Linked DNA regions of Homo sapiens: region 1 is linked to region 2. A link is a contact called in ENCODE POLR2A ChIA-PET data. All regions are on one chromosome and are shown on one strand. Each heading gives the region's core, a stretch centred on a gene start or an enhancer-like site at or near the end of the contact. The rest is flanking DNA. Distances are from core to core; before and after follow the strand shown.

What was found. ChIA-PET counts read pairs that join two places held with the same protein, here RNA polymerase II (POLR2A).
Region 1: POLR2A ChIA-PET joins it to region 2 with 10 read pairs in CD8-positive, alpha-beta memory T cell. The contact joins the promoter of DDB2 here to the promoter of USP47 in region 2. POLR2A ChIA-PET finds 5 or more read pairs at or near these places in 2 of 52 experiments (CD8-positive, alpha-beta memory T cell and HEK293).

The regions. Positions count from the first base shown.
Region 1 is chr11:47,212,077-47,217,207 of GRCh38, forward strand. DDB2 (damage specific DNA binding protein 2) reads left to right here and starts at 2,898. Exons shown (of 10, transcript NM_000107.3): 1 at 2,898-3,187; 2 at 4,260-4,396; 3 at 4,782-4,973. The coding sequence starts at 3,061. RefSeq lists enhancers at 1,502-2,338, 2,339-3,174, 2,381-2,620, 2,462-3,661, 2,951-3,230 and a silencer at 2,691-2,900.
Region 2 is chr11:11,839,857-11,845,075 of GRCh38, forward strand. It overlaps USP47 (ubiquitin specific peptidase 47), which reads left to right and starts at 2,116. Exons shown (of 28, transcript NM_001282659.2): 1 at 2,116-2,368. The coding sequence starts at 2,330. It overlaps LOC107984311 (a long non-coding RNA gene), which reads right to left and starts at 1,985. Exons shown (of 4, transcript XR_001748134.3): 1 at 1,319-1,985. RefSeq lists enhancers at 1,192-2,057, 1,840-2,009, 2,058-2,921, 2,220-2,359.

The DNA.
Region 1 (5,131 bases), core at 1,648-4,147, about 35 Mb after region 2:
GGGTCTCAGTATTGCTGAGGCTGATCTCCAACTCCTGGGCTGAAGCGATCCTATCCTCTTGCCCTCTCGAAGTGCTGAGATTACCAGCATGAGCCACCACACTGGACCAAGAGTTGATTTTGGTAACATCTTCTGTCCCTATCTGTCTGAAAAATCCTTGAGAGTAGGATCTACCATTAATGCATTAAACAAATTATTATTTTTTGTTTGTTTATTTTGAGATGGAGTCTTACTCTGTAACCCAGGCTAGAGTGCAGTGGCGCTATCTCAGCTCACTGAAACCTCTGCCTCCCAGGTTCAAGTGATTCTCCTGCCTCAGCCTCCTGAATAGCTGGGATTACAGGTGCGTGCCATGATGCCCAGCTAATTTTTTATATTTATTTATTTTTATTTTTATTTTTTTGAGTTGGAGTCTTGCTCTGTCGCCTAGGCTGGAATGCTGTGGCATGATCTTGGCTCACTGCAGCCTCCCTCTCCTCGGTTCAAGCGATTCTCCTACCTCAGCCTCCTGAGTAGCTGGGACCACAGGCAAGTGCCACCACGCCCCAGCTAATTTTTGTATTTTTAGTAGAGACGGGGTTTCACCATGTTGGTCAGGCTAGTCTCGAACTCCTGACCTCAAGTGATCTGCCTGCTTCATCCTCCCAAAGCGCTGGGATTACAGGCATGAGCCACTGCGCCTGATGGTATTTTTAGTAGAGAAAGGGTTTCACCATGTTGGCCCGGCTGGTCTTGAACTCCTGGCCTCAAGTGATTCACCTGCCTTAGGCTCCCAAAGTGCTGGGATTACAGGCTTGAGCCAATGCGATGGCCTACCATTAATGCATTTTTGTATATCTCCTCCCACCCCCACAAACTGTCAGGCACGGGGCTTAGTGGGTGGAGGAAAGGCCCAGCAATGCCTGAGTAAGCCCAACTCCTGCCTGCCTCTTCGCAGAAACTAGGGTGCATCCAAACTGTCTCTTCTCAGGCTAGGCAGGACAGCGCGGCCTCACCTGTGAACCTTCAAGACTTGGACTTTGGCTGAAGCGAGGGCGTAGGAGTTCTAAGTACCGCTGGCTGCACGCCCTCTGGCCCATCACGTCCCAGGCTGCTCCTAGGTGGACACCCAACAGGTTAGGCAAGTCTTAGTTAAAAGCAGTGAGAGGCCAAGAGGCTGGGCATGGTGGCTCACGCCTATAATCCCAGCATTTTGGGAGGCCGAGGCAGGCAGATCACAAGGTCAGAAGATCGAGACCATCCTGGCCAACATGGTGAAACCCTGTCTCTACTAAAATACAAAAAATTAGTCAGGCGTGGTGGTGTGTGCCTCTAGTCCCAGCTGCTCCGGAGACTGAGGCAGGGGAATCGCTTGAACCCGGGAGGCGGAGATTGCAGTGAGCCGAGATTGTGCCACTGCACTCCGGCCTGGGCAACAGAGTGAGACTCCGTCTCAAAAAAAAAAAAAAAAAAAAAGCAGTGAGGAGGCTGGGCACAGTGGCTCACACCTGTAATCTCAGCACTTTGGCAGACCGAGGTGGATGGATGCCAGGAGTTCTAGACCAGCCTAGGCAACTTAGGGAGACTCTGTCTCTACAAAAAATGCAAAAATTAGCTGAGTGTTGCGGCGCGCACCTGTAGTCCCAGCTACTCGGGAGGCTGAGGTGGGAGGATCGATGTCCAGGAAGTCCAGCCTGCATTGAGCCCACATCCTGCCACTGCACTCCAGCCTGGGTGACAGAGAGAGGCCCTGTCTCAAAAAAAAAAAAAAAAAAAAGAAAGAGAGAAAGAAAGAAAGAAAAAATAAAAACAGCCAACGACCAAACAAATAAAAGAGCAGTGAGAACCAGACACGGTGGCTCATGCCTGTAATCCCAGCACTTTGGGAGGCAGAGGCAGGAGGATCACTTGAGCCCAGGAGGTCCAGACCAACGTGGGAAACATAGCAAGACCTTGTCTCTACAAAAATAAAAATAAAAAAATTAGGCTTGGGGATACAGGTCTGCAAGCCTACTTGGGAGGCTGAGGTGGGAGGATCAGTGAAACTTGAGGTCAAGGCTGCAGTGAGCTGTGATTACATCACTGCACTCCAGCCTGGGTAACGGAAGAGAGACACTGCCTCTAGGAAAAAAAAAAAAAAAAAAAAAAAAAGGCAAGGAGTTCCAATCATTCTCCCTTCACAGAGAAGCAGCTTGGATTCGATGGGACTGTAGTTTCTGGAATCCGACTGCAAAGCTGACCGCTGGTAGAGCCCAGCTTCTAACTTAGGAAAGGCACTAGCTCTCTACAAAGCCGCCACTCCCCAACTACACCCTGTAGGGACCAGCCAATCCCAAAGCCCGAGCGGGCGTCATCACCAATTGCAAGGCGGGAGACAGAGCCTTGGCTGGCACCGGGCCTCCTCCCCGGACCCGCAGAGGCCTGGCAGCGCCGCGTTTGAGGAGGGTTCGTGTCAGGAAGTCAAGGCTGGATGATCGCTTAAGCCCAGGAGTTAAAGACCGGCCCGGACAACAAAGCGAGACCCCGTCTCTCCAGAAAAAGAAAAAAAGAGAGAGAGAGAGAGAAATTAGCCGGGCGTGGTGGCGTACGCTTGTAGTCCCATCTACTTAGGAGGCTGAGGTGGGAGGATCGCTTGAGCCCAGGAGGTGGAGGCTGCACTGAGCTATGATCGCCCCACTGCCCTCCAGAGTGAGCGACAGAGCCAGACCCTGTTGCTAAAAAAAAAAAAAAAATCCATAAAGCCGGGGACCATCTTTGCTCCAGGGAGGTCAGCTGACCCGGGCTGGCACTGGCCCTGGCGCAGTTCCCGCCCCTCCCGGGAGCGCTGGCACCGCCCCTTGGCACCACCCCCTCCCCGCGCCCCCGCCTTCCAGGAAGGGGCGGGGTCTCCGAGACGGGTGGGGCCGGAGCTCCAAGCTGGTTTGAACAAGCCCTGGGCATGTTTGGCGGGAAGTTGGCTTAGCTCGGCTACCTGTGGCCCCGCAGTTTTGTAGTCCCCGCCTTGTTTCTCCCCAGAGGCCTCTCAATCCTCCCTCCATGATCTTCGCATAGAGCACAGTACCCCTTCACACGGAGGACGCGATGGCTCCCAAGAAACGCCCAGAAACCCAGAAGACCTCCGAGATTGTATTACGCCCCAGGAACAAGAGGAGCAGGAGTCCCCTGGAGCTGGAGCCCGAGGCCAAGAAGCTCTGTGCGAAGGGCTCCGGTACTGCCTGTGCCTGCTGCTTGAATATTTCCGCCTTTTAGGGTGCTCGCGCAGGAGGCTGCAGCGGGGGATGGGTGCTCCGAGGCTCCCGAGGCCCGCGCAGGTCACGGGTGCCTCCGGCTGTGCATTCTACCTGCAGGTCCTTTGACACCAGAGTGTTTAGGTTTCAACACCTCTCCCGCTAGGTAACAGGAAGCAGATGAGCTCCGTAACAACAGACACACGGACTTGTCAGATTCCTTGTTCGTATCAGGGTTCTTGCACAGTTAGGACGGCTTCAGAGAATCCTACCTTTCCTGGCGCTGTGTGTGCTGGATTTCATAGTCACGCTTGTTAGCTGCACGTCCTCGGTGGTCAGTTGTGAGAGCCCCCAATTCCTTCCTCCTTAGAAAGCTCATTCTCTGAGGTTTACTGGGGCTTGAACCTGGGGCTATAAGGAGTTTCGAGACACTCAAAAACGAGCTGGGGCTTGTTAATCAAGTGGTTTTTGTCCATGAGAAGAAAGAATTGGTTGTCAAGACGTCGGACCTATAGTGATTGGGTCCTCAAATACAGTTTGGTGATCAGGAGTTGTTGCTTTATTGCTATTCTAATTTCACTTACCTCCCCAGAAGTAACCTAGTTAAGAGCATTTCCAGGCCTTCCTATTCCTTCTTTTCCTAAACGGTGACTTCTGCCATGCTGCCCTAAAATCTTTTTATTGTGCATTATATGTGATTTATAAAATTGTGACCCAGTCCCATCTCGAGTTTTGCAGCCCAAACTGGGAAGAGTTCTGCATTGTACTTTATCCTTGTGTGTTTCTTTGGCTGGGGTCTCAGGAACCCTGCACGACTGTATTTACTTTCACTTCAGACTTACTGTTTGTGGGAGTGTTTTGGGGAAGGGGCCAAATCCTCACTCATTTTTTTATTTCTGGTGCTCGTTGAGACCACACAGACATGGAAAGGCCGCAGGAGGTGATGAGACAGAGATTAACCGTGCCGAATGAAACAAGGCTTCCTTTCGGGGAATTCAGCAGAAAAACCTTTCGTGAGATTGGAGAGGAAAATATGTCTGTTCTGCTTGGCAGGTCCTAGCAGAAGATGTGACTCAGACTGCCTCTGGGTGGGGCTGGCTGGCCCACAGATCCTGCCACCATGCCGCAGCATCGTCAGGACCCTCCACCAGCATAAGCTGGGCAGAGCTTCCTGGCCATCTGTCCAGCAGGTAAGGCATTTTTTGCCTCAAGTCCTCAAGGGTTTACACGTGCATTTTTACTATTGCATGCTCCCAAATTAGATGATGGCTTGGTTCACCAGCTTGTCAGAGTGGTCCGATCACCCAGACTGTGGTGACTGGCCTACTGGGCACTCAGCCAGGTAAAAAATGTCTTATGTTGTAAAGGTCCCAGCTGGAATGCACTCTGCCCCTTTTGCTTTCCAAGATTATTCGTTCGTGTACATTGCAAATATTTTCATGCACAGGGCAGGCAGTTAGCTTTCCTTTGGTGGGAGGACTTGGATCTAGGGCTCATCCATGAAGGAGGCAGAGATTGGCAGTTTACCCAGAACTTGGGTTTTAATTCAACCTAATTCATTTCTCTCTGTGGCAGGGGCTCCAGCAGTCCTTTTTGCACACTCTGGATTCTTACCGGATATTACAAAAGGCTGCCCCCTTTGACAGGAGGGCTACATCCTTGGCGTGGCACCCAACTCACCCCAGCACCGTGGCTGTGGGTTCCAAAGGGGGAGATATCATGCTCTGGAATTTTGGCATCAAGGACAAACCCACCTTCATCAAAGGGGTGAGCAGTTCCCCATGCCAGGTCGTGCTAAAGAAGTGTTTGTTGGCTGGGTGCAGTGGTTCGCACCTGTAATCCCAGCACTTTGGGAGGCCAAGGTGGGTGGATCACCTGAGGTATGGAGTTTGAGACCAGCCTGGCCAACATGGTGAAACCCCGTC
Region 2 (5,219 bases), core at 866-3,365:
GTGACTAAAAAGGATTTCTGGAAAGACAACATGAGTTTGAAATAATATTGCAAGCATAAGCAAAAAAGATGACAGAGATGACATTTTTACTTCTAGGGTGAGCACTACAGCACTGGCCAGCACTACAGAAGACACCTTACTAAGTCATGGGATGACATTTTGAAAATAAAAGTTTGGAAATATTTCCATCATGTGATTTTGATGCAAAAATGATATATGTGAGCCACCCAAGTCTGGGACTATGGTGAAGCAAATGGTTTTCAAGGTGAAAACCGTTCACCTTGGGCACAAAATTTAAGGGGGGGGTGCCAAAAATTCAATAATCAAGACAACTAATCTTAATACAATATTTTAAAAAGTCAAAATTTATCTTAATCAATCCATGATAATCAAAATATCAAAACCTTAAAGACAAGATCTATAACTCCCAAAACTCATACATGAATACTTAAAACTTGAAGATAGAAATTTTCAACTTCTTAAAAATCTTCTAAGCAATTTATTCCAAAGAGCTTTGAACCCATTTGTAAAAATATAAAAATGCAACATCTTCTGGTTGACATCAGGAAAGATGGAACACTACTAGCTGAATTTCAATAAAAACCTTTGCATGGTTGTTGGATGGAATGGATAAAAATGAAACTTTTTTCATATCAGTTTTTTTTTTTAAATCGTTCTAAACATGCATTAGGAAGAGTGGCCAAAGATGTACTTCCTCCTTTAGGATCTACATCTTTGTGAGTTACCTTTTTTTCAGCTTATGACAGCCATTAAAACCAAGTACAAAAATAACCTGACGTTCAATCAGATATTTTAATAACTATTTCACGAAGTATTAAAGATTTTTAAAACTAACGAAACCTAGTCAATCATATTGATTTCCTTAAATATTTTTAGTGAGAATAACAAAGATTTTTATACCATTAATATGGAAAATAACTAAGTTATTTTAAATGTTTATGTCATCTTTGTCTTAGCCTTTTTACATTTTACAAATGTTTTATAATTCTGCACACAGCAGGACACGTATAAAACTTATATAAGTATATGGATTTTTTTTTGGTAACGGGATTACAATAAAAAAAAGTTTGGAGAACACAAGTGCAGGCAGTTAATGCTGTGGGTGTTAGGAACATGACAAGATTATATTATCTCAGCATGCTGTAAGATCACTGTATCCATAAAAGTCTTCATGAAGGAGCCCCGCCGAGTCTCCATAATGGAAGCAGGATTTGGAGAAATGACTTCTGCAAACTTTGTTTAGTATAACACAAAGCACCATGCTTACTACTAGAGAAGATTAAAATTCTCTAAAAACCTTGTTAACGGAGATCACAGGTTGAAGCATACTGCAGCTCTACTCTTGGAAGGCTAGCTCAGTCTCAGACTTGGCCCTGATGGAGAAGGAAGTTCCCTGGAAGAGGGCAGGGGAGCGCCTCTCCAATGTAGTTGCGGGGGGCGGGCGGTGAGGACACCGCTTCATAAGGGAAGGGGTGGCTGCCTCCCCAAGCAGGGGGTGGCCCCTGAGGTCCCTCCAGCTGGGGGCCCTTGAGAGGGAGGGTGGGGAGAGGGGAAAAGAACGTCAGGAGAGTGAACGGGAGCAAATAAAACGCTGTCCATTCTGACTGGAAGGGCCAGAGCCGTGTCTAAGGGCGGGGGCCGGGAGGTGGCCCGCGGTGGTGTCTCTACCAGGACGAGGCCTGGGGTATCTGAAGAGGGGATGACGTCCAGGCGCTTTGCTAAAGGGAAGCCAGAAGGGTATGAGTTGCTAGGGTCAGAGATGGGGCTTTCGGCTCGAGTCTTTCCCTGCAGGGCAGAGAGTCCGAAGAGCCCGAGAAGGCAGGGAGGACAGTGGGCCTGGTCCTTCCCCGGCCGGCAGAGGGAGTCCCGAGATGGAACGTCCAGCTCTCCTCTAACGAAAAGCGTTTGCATGGCTGTCTCGCCAATTCTGTACCTCCCGGGGCTGAGGAAGAGCCGAGGTGACTAGAAGCTAGCGACAAGTGCCGGCCACCTCCGACGCCAGGCGCCGGGCTTGGAGCCCGACGGGCCGAATTCTCGCGAGAGCGGCCGCCGCCATTTTTCCATTGATTGCAGCGGGCTGGGGGAGGGGCCGACGACGAAGGCGGCTGTGGTAGCGGCGGCGGCGGCGGCGGAGCCCTGGGTCGGTGTCTGCGCGCTGGTGTCTGAGGCCCAGGCTGAGGCCTCCGCTATTGCTGGAGCGCAGGCGGCGGAGAGGATGACTGCCGCTGCCATTCTCTCTTGAGCTAGCGAGCCGCCGCCACCCTCCACCCTCCCCCGGCAGGGCGGAGAGGAGCGGCCGGAGTCAGCGATGGTGCCCGGCGAGGAGAACCAACTGGTCCCGAAAGAGGTGAGGGGCCCCAGAGGAGGTTAGGCCTTAGGCCTGCGGCCGCTCGAGGCAACACAGGCCCGGGCCGGGGTTCGGCTGCGGGCCCGGCCGGGGTGCAGGCTCGGCTGTGGGGGAATGAGGAGGCGTGAGGCAGTCGGGGGTGGACGGTGGGTGCGGCGAGCAGTTGGGAGACCCGCTGGCTCTAGGGGCCGGGGAGCGGACCTCCCGCCTCGGGTTTTATGGGGCTGGACGAATAAAGGAGCGGACGGGAAAGAATCAGGTTCTGCTCTAGGGGAGAAGGTGGCCTTTTAAGTTCTTGTTTAACGTGTGGAGCCGGGAGAGATCATTTCAAAGAAAACATTCTGGAACAGTTGCCTATGGGCACGGCAGGGTGACGGTGCTGCTTCTGGGTTTGACAGTGGCAGCGTATAGCTTTCAGCGCTTGTGAAATCTACACCCAAGTGAGATCTGTGGGAGGGCAGACTTAACTGTTACGACTTTTTTCAACTCCTGTTACTTGGTAGTACTATTGGCCTGCCTAAATGGGGCCTACCGAAGATCGTGGAAAAGTAGTACATGGGACATTAATGTAAAGGAAGGAGATAGGAGAACATTACCACATGGAGAGCTGAACTCTTTTTTTTTTTTTTTTTTTTTGAGGTTGGGTTGTGTATGCCAATTTGAGTGACTTCTTAAATTCTTAAAAGCAAGTGATACGAGAAGCCTTGACTACTTGGCTTCTCTTGAATAGTAGTAGAAGATTTAGGGTAGAATCCAGCACTGGCCAGCGAATTTCAACGTATTAATAGTATCTCTGTTGGCTTTATAAATATCTTCGGCGTATTCAAATGTGTATTTTTAACTGGCTGATCATCAGGCTAATGCTTTGGATTTTTATTTCTCATATACCTTAAATAGAGACAAGTGTTGGATTGAAATTAACTGTGTGCGATCTTGAAATTAATGAGTGATCATTACAGATTCTTAAATTTTTTTGTGCCTGTTTTACTTGTTTTGTAGCAATTCTTTGTTACTTAAGCAAGCTCTGACAGTATGCAAGGGTGATATTATTGGAGTTATGTACCTGTATGATACAAGTATTTTCCCAGCTTTGTCAGAAGGGCAGTGATAGTTGTTTTGCAAGGACGATTTTTGTAAAAGGCAGAGAGTTATGTGTCAGTATTTGTTCATCAAGCGTCACCAACTCTGTGCAAAGCAGATAAACAGATGAGTTAATCAGAATTCTTGCCTTGGGAACTTTCTGAGCTACTAAGAAAGGGAACACTAGTGTTTGTTGAACTCCAATTAGGGACTAGGTACTTTACCACGTAAGTAATTCTTATGCAAGGAAGGAAGTGATAGGTGCTGTAAGAAAGGTATAAATGTGTATTTCATTTTAGAGCTTCATATTGCTGGTTTTCATTTTTATAAAAAACAAAATTCTTTCTTAATTTTTTGACCATTAGAAAAATATCATATAGGTGGAACTCTGCTTTAAGAAAACCCAACATTAGATTTATTTCCCTAATAACTTGATTTATAGAAAACATGATATGATAATAGATACCGAGCTTTGCAGAAACATCTGTTGTGTAAAAAGTGATAACAGCAACGGAAGTTTAAAGATTAAATGCCTGTCCTTTTAAGATTAATTCCCTTCCCTGAGGCTTTAAATTCATCACAACTTATGTTTTTTCCCTTTCTTCTTTTTATGGACCATATGCCTTTATTGTCTATTCCTTAGTCTCATCTTCAGTCTTCTTTTTCCCTGGTTCCTTTCATGATTCCTGGAAGCATGATCTGTGGTTCTTACCTTTTATAGCTAGCCAACTAGCTTTTTCTTCTTTGATGGCCACACTCATTCTTTATTAAAGTGATTGCCTCCAGTTCCATATTTGCTTCTGGATTACTGGAAACTTTTTCTGAAAATCACCAGTTATCTCTTAAATGACCAAATTCTTTGACTTTTTTTTTCTTGCCTCTTCTGCTGTTCGAATTCTCTGCAGGATCTGATAGTTTTTTTAAAAAAACAATTTCTTGATTTTAGTGATACTCCACTTTTCTGGTCATTTTCCCACCTGTTTGTCCTATCTGCCCACTCATTTAGTCAAGGCCTTTCTCTTCTTTTTTGTATTCTTAATTGGCACTTTTGTGTGATCCTTGAAGCTCCGGGACAGGTCCTTTTAAACAGTAGTAGAATCATACAGTGCTAGAGCTAAGAGAAAGCATAATCATCATCTAAGTTACCCCTCCACTTTACAGTTAAGGGAGTTAGGCCCAGAAGATTGAAAGTGACTTGTTCAGGGTCAAATAATGAGTAAATGGCAGACCTAGTGCTAGAACTCACTTCCTTTGCTACTATTCCCTTGATTATACCCTATTTTACAGAGCCCTACATGTAATTTAGAGGCTCTGTAAGAATAGTTTGTAACTCTCTAAGTACATATATATGTGAAAATAAATGGCAAATTAAAAAATTTCATGCATTTATTTTAATGGCTTATTATCAATAATCTAAAGATTTTTTTTTTTTGAGGGCCTTTGTATAGGGAACCTCTGACCCCTGCTAGATTTAGATCTTGGTTAGATGTGGGCATGTGTGCGTGCGTGTGTTGGAGTGTATAGTTGTTCAGTGAATAATATATTTTGGTCCCTGAAACTCAAGGACAAATGTACCTTTAGAGGACTCTTGAAGAAGACAGCTTAGTGTAGTACAGGCATTGGCAAACCACGGCCTGTGGTCCAGATCAGTTCACAGCCTGGTTTTGTATGGCCTGTGAGTTAAGAATGAGTTTTACATTTTCGAATTGTTGAAGAAAAAAAGTCAAAAGAATTATAATAGTCTGTGACACATGAAAATAATGTGTAATTC